Regions from separate parts of the Homo sapiens genome. Here region 2 is linked to region 1. Evidence: read pairs that join two places in POLR2A ChIA-PET (ENCODE). Cell type or tissue: Panc1. All regions are shown on one strand.

Region 1 (5,000 bases):
TCCCTGAGGGCCTGGCTTTCTCAGTGTCAAGTGGAGAGCATGTTGTCTTAGTCTGCTTTGGCTACTATAACAAAATTCCATAAGCAGGTGGCTCATAGCAACAGAAATTTAATTCTCACAATTCTTGGGAAATCCAAGACCAAGATGCCAGCAGATTCGATGTCTGATGAGGGCCCAAGTTCTGGTTCAGAGACGGTACTCTCTCGCTATGTGGAAGGGTCAAATGAGATCTTCCTTTTTTTTTTTTTTTTTTTTTTTAAATAAAATTTTGCTCGATTGCCCAGGCTGGAGTGCAGTGGTGTGATCTCGGCTCACCGCAACCTCCACCTCCCAGGTTCAAGCGATTCTCCTGCCTCATCCTCCCAAGTAGCTGGGATTACAGCCGATTACCAGCACACTTGGCAAATTTTTGTATTTTCTCCTGCCTCAGTCTCCCGGGTAGCTGAGATTACAGGGATTGCTGGATCAAAGTTTACCACGCTCGACAAATTTTTGTATTTTTAGTAGAGATGAGGTTTCGCTGTGTTGGCCAGGCTGGTCTCGAACTCCTGACCTCAGGTGATCCACTTACCTCGGCCTCCCAAAGTGCTAGGATTACAGGCATTAGCCACCGAGCCTTGGCCAAAAGAGCTCTTTCATCAGGCACTAATCCCGTTCATGAGTGCTCCACCCTCATCATCTAATTACCACTCAAAGGCCTCACCCTCTAATACCACCACCTTGGGGATGAGGCTTTCAGCATAGGAATTTGCAGGGGGACACAAACATTAAGACCAGAGAGATACTTTGGACTGAGGGGACCCTTTGGTGAGAACACAGGGAGTGGTTCTCTGTGGGGAGGCTGAGATTGGCGTGGCAGGAGGAGGCCAGCCATGGGGCATCTGGGGAAAGGTCTGGAGGCCGAGGGGCTGTACCCAGGGCAGGAGCCAGTGCGGTTGTGGCCCTGTGAGGGCAGACCCGGATCTTGACCACGAAGGCACTGGGCGTTGCTGGAGAGCTTCCAGACACTGGGCTAGGATCACATTTCAGTTTCCAGTGAGAATCCTCCTGGGTGTCTCTGGAAAATGGCTTGGAAGGCATAAGAGCAGAAACAAGGGGATCATTTGAGTGAACTCATATAGTAGCAGAGCTGTGCATTGAGATTACCCACACCCCAGCTGCGAGAGTCCCTGTTAATGCAAGGTGGCCAGTTTAAAGCTGACAGGACTAGATTTCCCCATGGAGTGATTTGCTGAAGGCTTTGGGCTGGAAGTTCCAGCGCCCGCAGAAAACTTACTGTTGGAGGTTCTTCGCCCTCGTTTCTGAAGGAAAGCTCCCAGCTCTGCCTGGAGCCTGGGATGGAAATTGTCTCTGGTTAATAGGATCTTTAAGACAGCTAAATCCTGCACTAAAGACTTGATGCAACTGCTGTTGCACACGGAGGTGGCTCCCCTGCCATATGCCCGCAGAGCTTTCTTTCATTGTCATTACAGAGAGTCAGGCGTGTGTACAGGAAGGAGACGGGATCCTGCCGTAATGACTTTGTCTTCACCATCTTTTCTCAGCTGCTTAAATTGCTGTCAGGGCAGCGTAGGAATCTTAAAGGAGGGAGTTTTCTCTCATATAATTATGCTGTTGGTAAAAATGTTGGCGGCTTTTCTCTACTTTTCCCCTTAGCCACCAAAATAAAACTCTTTATCTTGGAACTCGGCAGCTGTTTGCAATCCGCCTCATTTCTCCTGCTGATGTATTGGTGTCGCAGCTTGGGTGATGGGTGGTGACGTGAGGGTTGAAGGTAATTTCTGTCGCAGTCCCATGGTCATGAGCCAAGACCTGGAGTGCTGGAGGTGCGCCAGGTCGGGTCATCTTTGGGTTTTGCCCAGTGAGCTGTTGCTAAGGAGAGGGCTTTGTTTGCCTAGAGCTGGGGGAAATGTTCAAGGGCAGGCACACATTGGCAGAGATCTGCTGACGTGGCGACGGCGGAACTCATGGCTGTGTGTCAAGCCTGGGCAGTAACAGGTGGCGAAGGCCAAACCTTTGGGGGCAGACTTGGGGCAGCAGTGGAGACGTGTTTTGGGGATCTCAAGGCGTCTTGGTGGGAAAGAGTGCCGGTGGGTCAGGAAGGCGGGGGTGCTGGGACACTGCTGCTGCTTGGGTGGGGTCAGGACCTGCTACACAGATACCAGACCCACCCTCTGCCAGGGGACACAGAACGGGCAAGGAGAAGGGCTGTGCTTCTGAGTGCTTCACTGGTCTGGAAACCCATGTTTTAACTGGGGCCACCCCCGGACCCCTGAGACTGAGGTGGTGTGAACCTCAGGGCTGGGGAGGTGGCTTCCAGGGGACCACCTCCTCACGCCCTCCCTTCCCAGAGAGGATGGGGAAGGTTTGGGCGGGAGCCTCCGGACTGGTAGGGACTCCACCTAGAGGCCAGCCCCTCCTGGGGTAGGCACAGAGGCCTCCAGAGCGCCTCCCTCTGAGTCACATTCCTTCTCATTTAGTCACCTTTCCTTCCACGGGGCTGCTGTTGGCTCGAAATAGAAGGATGACTGGACCGTTCTCCGTGCAGCTTCTTCCCTGAGATGTTCCCCAAGCCCCTCAAGGCATCCTTTGTGATGCACTTCTAAACAGCAGCCGGCTGGGCTCACAGTGGCTCACACCTGTAATCCCACGACTTTGGGAGGCCAAGGCAGGAGGATTGCTTGAGCTCAGAAGTTCAAGACCAGCATGGGCAACATACATAACATCTCTACAAAAAATAAAATAACATAGTGGGCTCTCTTCTCTACAAAAAATCAAAAAACGTAGCTGGGGCCAGGCGCCGTGGCTCACACCTGTAATCCTAGCACTTTGGGAGGCCAAGGCGGGCAGATCATTTGAGATTAGGAGTTCTAGACCAGCCTGGCCAACATAGTGAAACCCCATATCTACTAAAGAATACAAAAATCAGCTGGGCGTGGTGGCGCATGCCTCTAATCCCAGCTACTCGGGAAGCTGAGGCAGGAAAAATGCTTAAACCAGGGAACGGAGGTTGCAGTGAGCCCAGATCGCACCACTGCACTCCAGCTGGATGACAGAGCAAGACTCCGTCTCAAAAAAACAAAACAAAAAAAACTTTAGCTGGGTGTGATGGTGCGTGCCTACAGTCACAGCTACTTGAGAAGCTGACGTGGCAGGACGGCTGGAGTCCAGGAGGTCAAGACTGCACTCCAGCCTGGGAGGCAGAGTGAGATCCTGCCTTAAAACAAACAAACAAACAACAGCGAGTGTATCCTGGGTGCTTGTTCGGACTAAGGTGCAAACAGAGGGCTTTGCGTTATGGTCTTTGATCCTGGTGGCATTTTCATTAGACTAGATGGTCACGGTAATGTGGTATCTTTTCCTTTTTTGTAGACAGGCGACTGAGTCTCAGAGGGCGGTATCCTCGCCCAGGTCGGGGGTCTGCACATGGCTGTCAGTGTTGTGTCCTCGGACAGCCCTGTCCTGGGAACTCAGAGGCTCAGCAGTGGTGCCTGTGGAATGGGCCTCTGTTTTCACCGAGTAGTTGACCCCATCTGGCACGACAGGGAGACTCTTTTTTATCCAGAAGCCAAATCAAGAGAGGCTTTTCTGAGTGACTTGGCTGTGCTTTTTTCCAGCTTTGGAAAGTATGTTGAGAATGCGTGCTGGCCCTGGTGGTCTTACGTTGTTGGTGTCAGATGTAAACTTGCGACGTGAAGGCAGAATTTAAGTCTAGCTTTATTTAGTCCAACACGTGTTCTGCAGCAGCCGCTGGCTGCAGAGCCAAGGGGATAACCATCCCCTCCCAGTACTTGCAGTCTGGTGGGGACCAACCCCCCAGAGAGATGGACCCTGTGCTGGCTCAGAGAGAGAGGGCACTTAAATCTTGCTTGGTGTGCTCTGGGAAACCCTCTCCTGGAGCATTGGCTTCTGAGCTGAATTTTCTGGAGTAGAAGGTAATGCCGAGGCCTGCTGGACATATGTCCTGTGAAAATTCTCAGAAAGGCTGGGTGCAGGGGCTCACGCCTATAATCCCAGCACTTCAGGAGGCCGAGGCGAGCGGATCATTTGAGGTCTGGCATTCGAGACCACCCTGGCCAACATGGTGAAACCCCGTCTCTACCAAAAATACAAAAAGTTAGCCAGGTGTGGTGGCGTGCACCTGTGGTCGCAGCTACTCAGGAGGCTAAGGCACGAAAATCACTTGATCCCACGAGGCGGAGGTTGCAGTGAGCTGAGATCATGCCACTTCACTCTAGCCTGGGCGACAGAGCAAGACTGTTTCAAAAAAAAAAAAAAAAAAGAGGAAAGCTGGCAGAATGATCATGGATACAGTGTGCAAACGTGACTTGTGCAGCCACCATACTCTCCTCATGGGGGAGTAAAAATTAGCTGGAAATGATACCTGAGGCAAGAGGCCTATTAAATCTTATTAATAATTGATTTTAGTGGGAAGTACAAGTTCAGTACATAAAGCAGGAGCTTTTTGGGGAAGTTACTGAGTTTTTTGTCTTCTCCAGAGAGAGGCCAGAAGGGCAGCATCTCCAAGGTGAATCTGCCCATTGGCTGTAAGGAGCATGGACGAGGACTTAAGAGGCAGCCCATCTGGCCACATCTCCAAGGCGAGGCTGTCCACTGGCTGTAAGGAGCATGGATGGGGATTTTGAAGACAGTGTGTCCCGGAGCCGGCCTGCAGAGACAGGCTGCCTGGGGGGAGGAGGGCAGCCCCCAGCTCCGGCGTGGCCAGCCCTGACCTTGGGCCATCAGGGAGGGCACGCCAAGCTTTGTGACTTTCAGGTCTGTTCCCTTGCCCACGGGCTGGTTCTGGCTGGTTTCTGGACTGTACTGTGGCCGTGTGGAATTCTCTGGCACACAGCAGCAGGTACAGAGCCTGCCCCTGGGCAGCGCTGACCATGCTGGCCTGGGGTTTGGATACTTGAGCCTGGGTAGAGACAGGGTGGGTTCTCGGTGGCCACTTCCTCTGCAGCAGCCAACAGCAGAGACAGAAGGAGGCCTGGGAC
Region 2 (5,000 bases), 850 kb before region 1:
ACAAACATGTACTAGAATGCTCATAGAGGTATTATTTTATTTTTTTTTTTGAGACGGAGTTTGGCTTTTGTTGTTGCCAGGCTGGAGGGCAATGGTGCGACCTCTGCTCACTGCAACCTCCGCCATCCGGGTTCAAGCGATTATCCTGCCTCAGCCTCCGGAGTAGCTGGGATTACAGGCATGCACCACCACGCCTGGCTAATTTTGTATTTTTAGTGGAGATGGGGTTTCTCCATGTTTGTCAGGCTGGTCTCCAACTCCCAACCTCGGGTGATCCACCCACCTCAGCCTCCCTAAGTGCTCGGATTACAGACGTGAGCCACCACGCCCAGCCTAGAGGTACTATTCATAATAGCCAAAAACAAGAAACTATACAAATGTTTATCAATACTGGAATAAATAAATGGTGCTATATTAATGGAACAGCAATGAGAAAGAAGGATCTTCAACTATCTACAACAATATGGATTAATCTTACAAACATAATGTTGGGGAAAATAAGTCAGATCCAAATAAGTACATACTGTATACTTCTATTTACACAGAGTTCAAAAGCTGGCAAAACTAACCCATGGTGTTAGAAGTCAGGGCTGTGGTTTCCTTGGCAAGCATGGAGATTGAATCCGGAAAGGAAGAAGAGGAGGTACTTCTGGGGTTGTGGCAATTTTTTTTTTTTTTTTTTTTTTTGAGACAGCATCTCGCTCCAGTGGGTTCACTTTGTGAAAATTCAGCAAGCCATAAACTTATGATATGTGCATTTTTCTGTATATCCTTTTTATTTCTATAAAAAGTTATGTTTAAATTTCAGTTAAGGAATGAAAAAAAGGACAAAAAATAAATCACTAAATTCAACTAAATACCTACAAACAAATGGAAAGACTATGATGGAAATCAGGATTATTGTCTTAGATTCAAAAGTGTCAAGCTATTAGGTCAAAATTATAGCCTTATGAAGTCTGGTGTTTGAGCTTTAAATTATACATTTTGCACAGTATTCTCTGATGTTTCCATTTGTCCTAATATAAAAATGTTTCTACATATATACTAACAAGTAAAACTGATGCTCCAGCAATATGTACCATGCTTTTCCTGTAGTTGAAAATCTACCATCAAACATGCTACTACCTAATGACGAATTCAGAGAAGGTAAAGAAAGTATGTAAACCTTTCCCTCACTGGTGGCCCTTATTAGCTTAAAAATGTAGTCTTCATATAATATAGCAAGACATTTATGCAAGTCTAACATTTTTAGACTAAAGAAAAAAGTGTAATTACTATATTAATAGAAAGACTTAATTATCTTTCTATTCCAGCCACTGAAGTTATTATGACAGAATTGTTATACAAAGGTAACATAATAACATGTAGCCAAAATATATAGGAGAAGATATTATAGAAATATATTGGACAATTAGTTAATAAATGTTATTTTTCAAATGTTATGACATTTGTGACATTGGTCAGCTTTTTATATTTTTAATTATACTTTTTGGCATTCTAAAAGACAGATTTATAATCTTTTTTGTGTTTATAATCAGCATTCTTTTTCTTAAAGACAACTCCCCAAACTGCTTCAGAATCACAAAATCTTGATTTGCCCCAATTGAGACTGAAGTTCCCAACAAGACTTTAGTTTCTTATCACATCAAATATATATTAGATGATAACCCTGCTGTCTTATACCACCTGGCAACTAGGAAGTAAGAGACAAAATTAGTTGAAGGAAGTCATTCATATATTCATTCATCAAGTAAATATGTAAGGCTTCTGGATGCCAGGTGCCATGTAAAGCTATGAGGATACAACAGTGAGCTCAGATGCGGCCCCTGCCTTCAGGAAGCTTATAGTTCCACAGGGCAGAGAGATAACAATCAGATAATCCCCAGTTACAAACTGCTGTCGATGCCACGAAGAAATATTATGAAGATGACCACAAAGTAAAATACAAAAATAGGCTGACTTTCCGTGAAGGAATGAATGGGGGGATGTCCCAAGACAGGGTGTCTCTATCAGAGTAGGAGGAGATGTCTGGAGAAACAAGCAGAGAGATGAAGGCCAGCAGCTCTGCCCACACCCCCAGGCAGAAGAGATTGGGGCATGCACAGCATAGCCTCCACCCTGCTGAACTGCAGCACTGAGCAGACCTGGGGAAGAAACAGCATCGTGCTGGGAGCCACAGCTCAGCCAGGCCCATGGCACCATCCTGCAGGGCAGGCACCAGCTGCTCCCGAGCAGCAGCAACTGGCAATTCTAGCAAGACACTGTTGTCACCTGATGATTCAGAGTTGTGAGGACAGCCAGACTGGGATAGAATCCTGGTTCTGCCACATTCCAACTGTCTTTCTCTTCGTGATTTGCAAAAAAAAAAAAAAAAAAAAAAAAAAAAAAAAAAAAACGGTAGGGGTACAGGTGGTGGGAACTGAGTTGCTGCATGCTAGGCTGTTAGGTGCCCTGCACAGAGCTCAGTACACAATGCTAAATAAATGGCAGCGGCTCTCATCATGGACCTCTCCCACCTCCTCCTCCAGTCTGTTCTGTCTCTTCGACTTGGTTTGGGGACCAGCCTTAATTCACGCAGGACTGGAATTCTGCCCACAGCTCAGTCCCCATAACTAGCCAGACATCCCGGAGCCTTCATCTGCCTGCCCAACATTGCCACCTACTGCCCAAGGCTGGATTCCCTTGGAGCCACGCTCAGCTCAGCCCTCAGCCAGTGCTATAAGGTAGATGCTGCCCCAAAACAGGCAGAATTATAATAATACGTGTTTAGGGATATATTCATGTACAGTAAACTATAAAGAAAAGCCAAGTAATAAAACGCAAACTATCTTTCAATTATAAAAACAGTCTTCCTGCTGCAGTAGAAGGGTCACTTTAGTAAAGAAATTAACATTTCTATTATGAAACTTTAAATACAGCACAATTTTAATATGTTTTTCTTCCACATCACATTATGTTGAAATTAGCTATTTAACTGATTGTATGCATTTTAAGAGCAGGACTGTGTTTTATTATACTTATTTCCAAAACCAAACAAAATATAGAAAAATCAACCAATGAAACTTGCAGATGCCAATAAAACAAGCCTCAATAAATTTAAGAAGATTGAAATTATATCAAGCACTCTCTCAGATAACAGTGGAATAAAATCGAAAATCAACTCCAAAACGAACCTTCAAAACAATGCAAATACACGGAAGTTAAGTAACCTGTTCCTGAATGAGCACTGGGTCAAAAACGAAAACAAGATGGAAATTTTAAAATTCTTCAAACTGAATGACAATAATGACACAACCTATCAAAGCCTCTTGGATACAGCAAAGGTGGTGCTAAGAGGAAAGTTCATAGCCCTGAACACCTAAATCAAAAAGATTGAAAAAGTGCAAACTGACACTCTAAGGTCACACCTCAAGGAACTAGAGAGCCAAGAACAAACCAAACCCAAACCCAGCAGAAGAAAGGAAATTACCAAGATCCGAGCAGAACTAAATGAAATTGAAACAAACAAAAAAGACGAAACATAAATGAAACAAAAAGCTGGTTCTTTGAAAAGATAAATAAAATTGATAGACCATTAGCAAGATTAACCAAGAAGAGAAGAGAGAAAATCCAGACAACCTCATTAAGAAATGAAACAGGAGATATTACAACTGACAACACAAATACAAAAGCTCATTCAAGGCTACTGTGAACACCTTTACACACATAAGTAGAAAACCTAGAAAAGACGGATAAATCCCTGGAAAAAATACAACCCTCCTAGCTTAAATCAGGAAGAATTAGATACCCTGAACAGACCAATAACGAGCAGCAAGATTGAAATGGTAATTTAAAAATTACCAACAAAAAAAAAGTCTAGGACCAGACAGATTCACAGCAGAATTCTACCAGATATTCAAAGAAGAATTGGTACCAAGTCACCCTAATACCAAAATCAGGAAACGACATAACCAGAAAAGAAAACTACAGACCGATATCCTTGATGAACATAGATGCTAAAATCCTTAACAAAATACTAGCTAACCAAATCCAACAACATATCAAAAAGATAATCCACCATGATCAAATGGATTTCATACCAGGGATGCAGGGATGGTTTAACATATGCAAGTCAATAAATGTGGTACACCACACAAACAAAATTTAAAAAAAAATGACATGATCTCAATAGATGCAGAAAATGCATTCGACAAAATCCAGCATCACTTTATGATTAAAACTCTCAGCAAACATGGTACACAAGGGACATACCTCATGTAATAAAAGCCATCAATGACAAACCCACAGCCAACATAATACTAAATGGGGAAAAGTTGAAAGCACTCCCTCTGAGAAGGGGAACAAGACAAGGATGCCCAATTTCACCACTCCTCAACATAGTACTGTAAGTCCTACCCAGAGAAATCAGACAAAAGAAAGGGCATCCAAATCGGTAAAGAGGAAGTCAAACTGTTATCGTTTGCTGATGATATGACTGTTTACCTTGAAAACCCTAAAGGCTCCTCCAGAAAGCTCCTACAACTGATAAAAGAATTCAGCAAGTTTTTCCGATGCAAGATTAATGTACACAAATCAATGTACCCAAATCAGTAGCTCTTCTATACACCAACAGCGACCAAGGGGAGAATCAAATCAAGAACTCACCCCCTTTTACAACAGCTGCAAAAAAACTAAAATACTTAGGAATATACCTAACCAAGGGGGCAAAATACCTCTACAAGTAAAACTACAAAACACCTCTGAAATAAATCATAGATGACACAAACAAATGGAAACACATCCCATGCTCATGGATGGGTACGATCAATATTGTGAAAATGATGATACTGCCAAAAGCAATCTACAAATTCAACACAATGCCCATCAAAATACCACCATTATTCTTCACAGAATTAGAAAAAACAAATTCTAAAATTCATATGGAACCAAAAAAGAGCCCGCAGAGCCAAAGCAAGACTAAGCAAAAAGAACAAATCTGGAGGCATCACACTACCTGATTT

What was found. Peaks named below come from ENCODE experiments on the same cell type or tissue, not always from the same donor. Only the 100,000 strongest peaks of a DNase experiment are listed, where the experiment ranks them.
Region 2: POLR2A ChIA-PET joins it to region 1 with 10 read pairs; 1 of 35 experiments calls an interaction of 5 or more read pairs at or near these places.

What each region holds. Positions count from the first base shown.
Region 1 is chr10:125,081,872-125,086,871 of GRCh38, reverse strand. All of the region lies in intron 2 of CTBP2 (C-terminal binding protein 2), which reads left to right. Among named protein-coding and RNA genes, the nearest start is that of MIR4296, 52 kb to the right of the region's middle. RefSeq lists enhancers at 1,181-2,008, 3,665-4,492, 4,493-5,000. In Panc1, no CTCF peak of the experiment used is centred here; DNase peaks (open chromatin) are centred at 1,851, 2,481 and 3,171; H3K4me3 peaks cover 2,305 bases; H3K27ac peaks cover 2,209 bases.
Region 2 is chr10:125,932,120-125,937,119 of GRCh38, reverse strand. The region is part of intron 1 of FANK1 (fibronectin type III and ankyrin repeat domains 1); the gene reads right to left. Among named protein-coding and RNA genes, the nearest start is that of FANK1, 38 kb to the right of the region's middle. RefSeq lists an enhancer at 2,169-2,669. In Panc1, CTCF peaks have their summits at 2,430 and 2,662 (motif pointing left); a DNase peak (open chromatin) is centred at 2,649; H3K4me3 peaks cover 350 bases.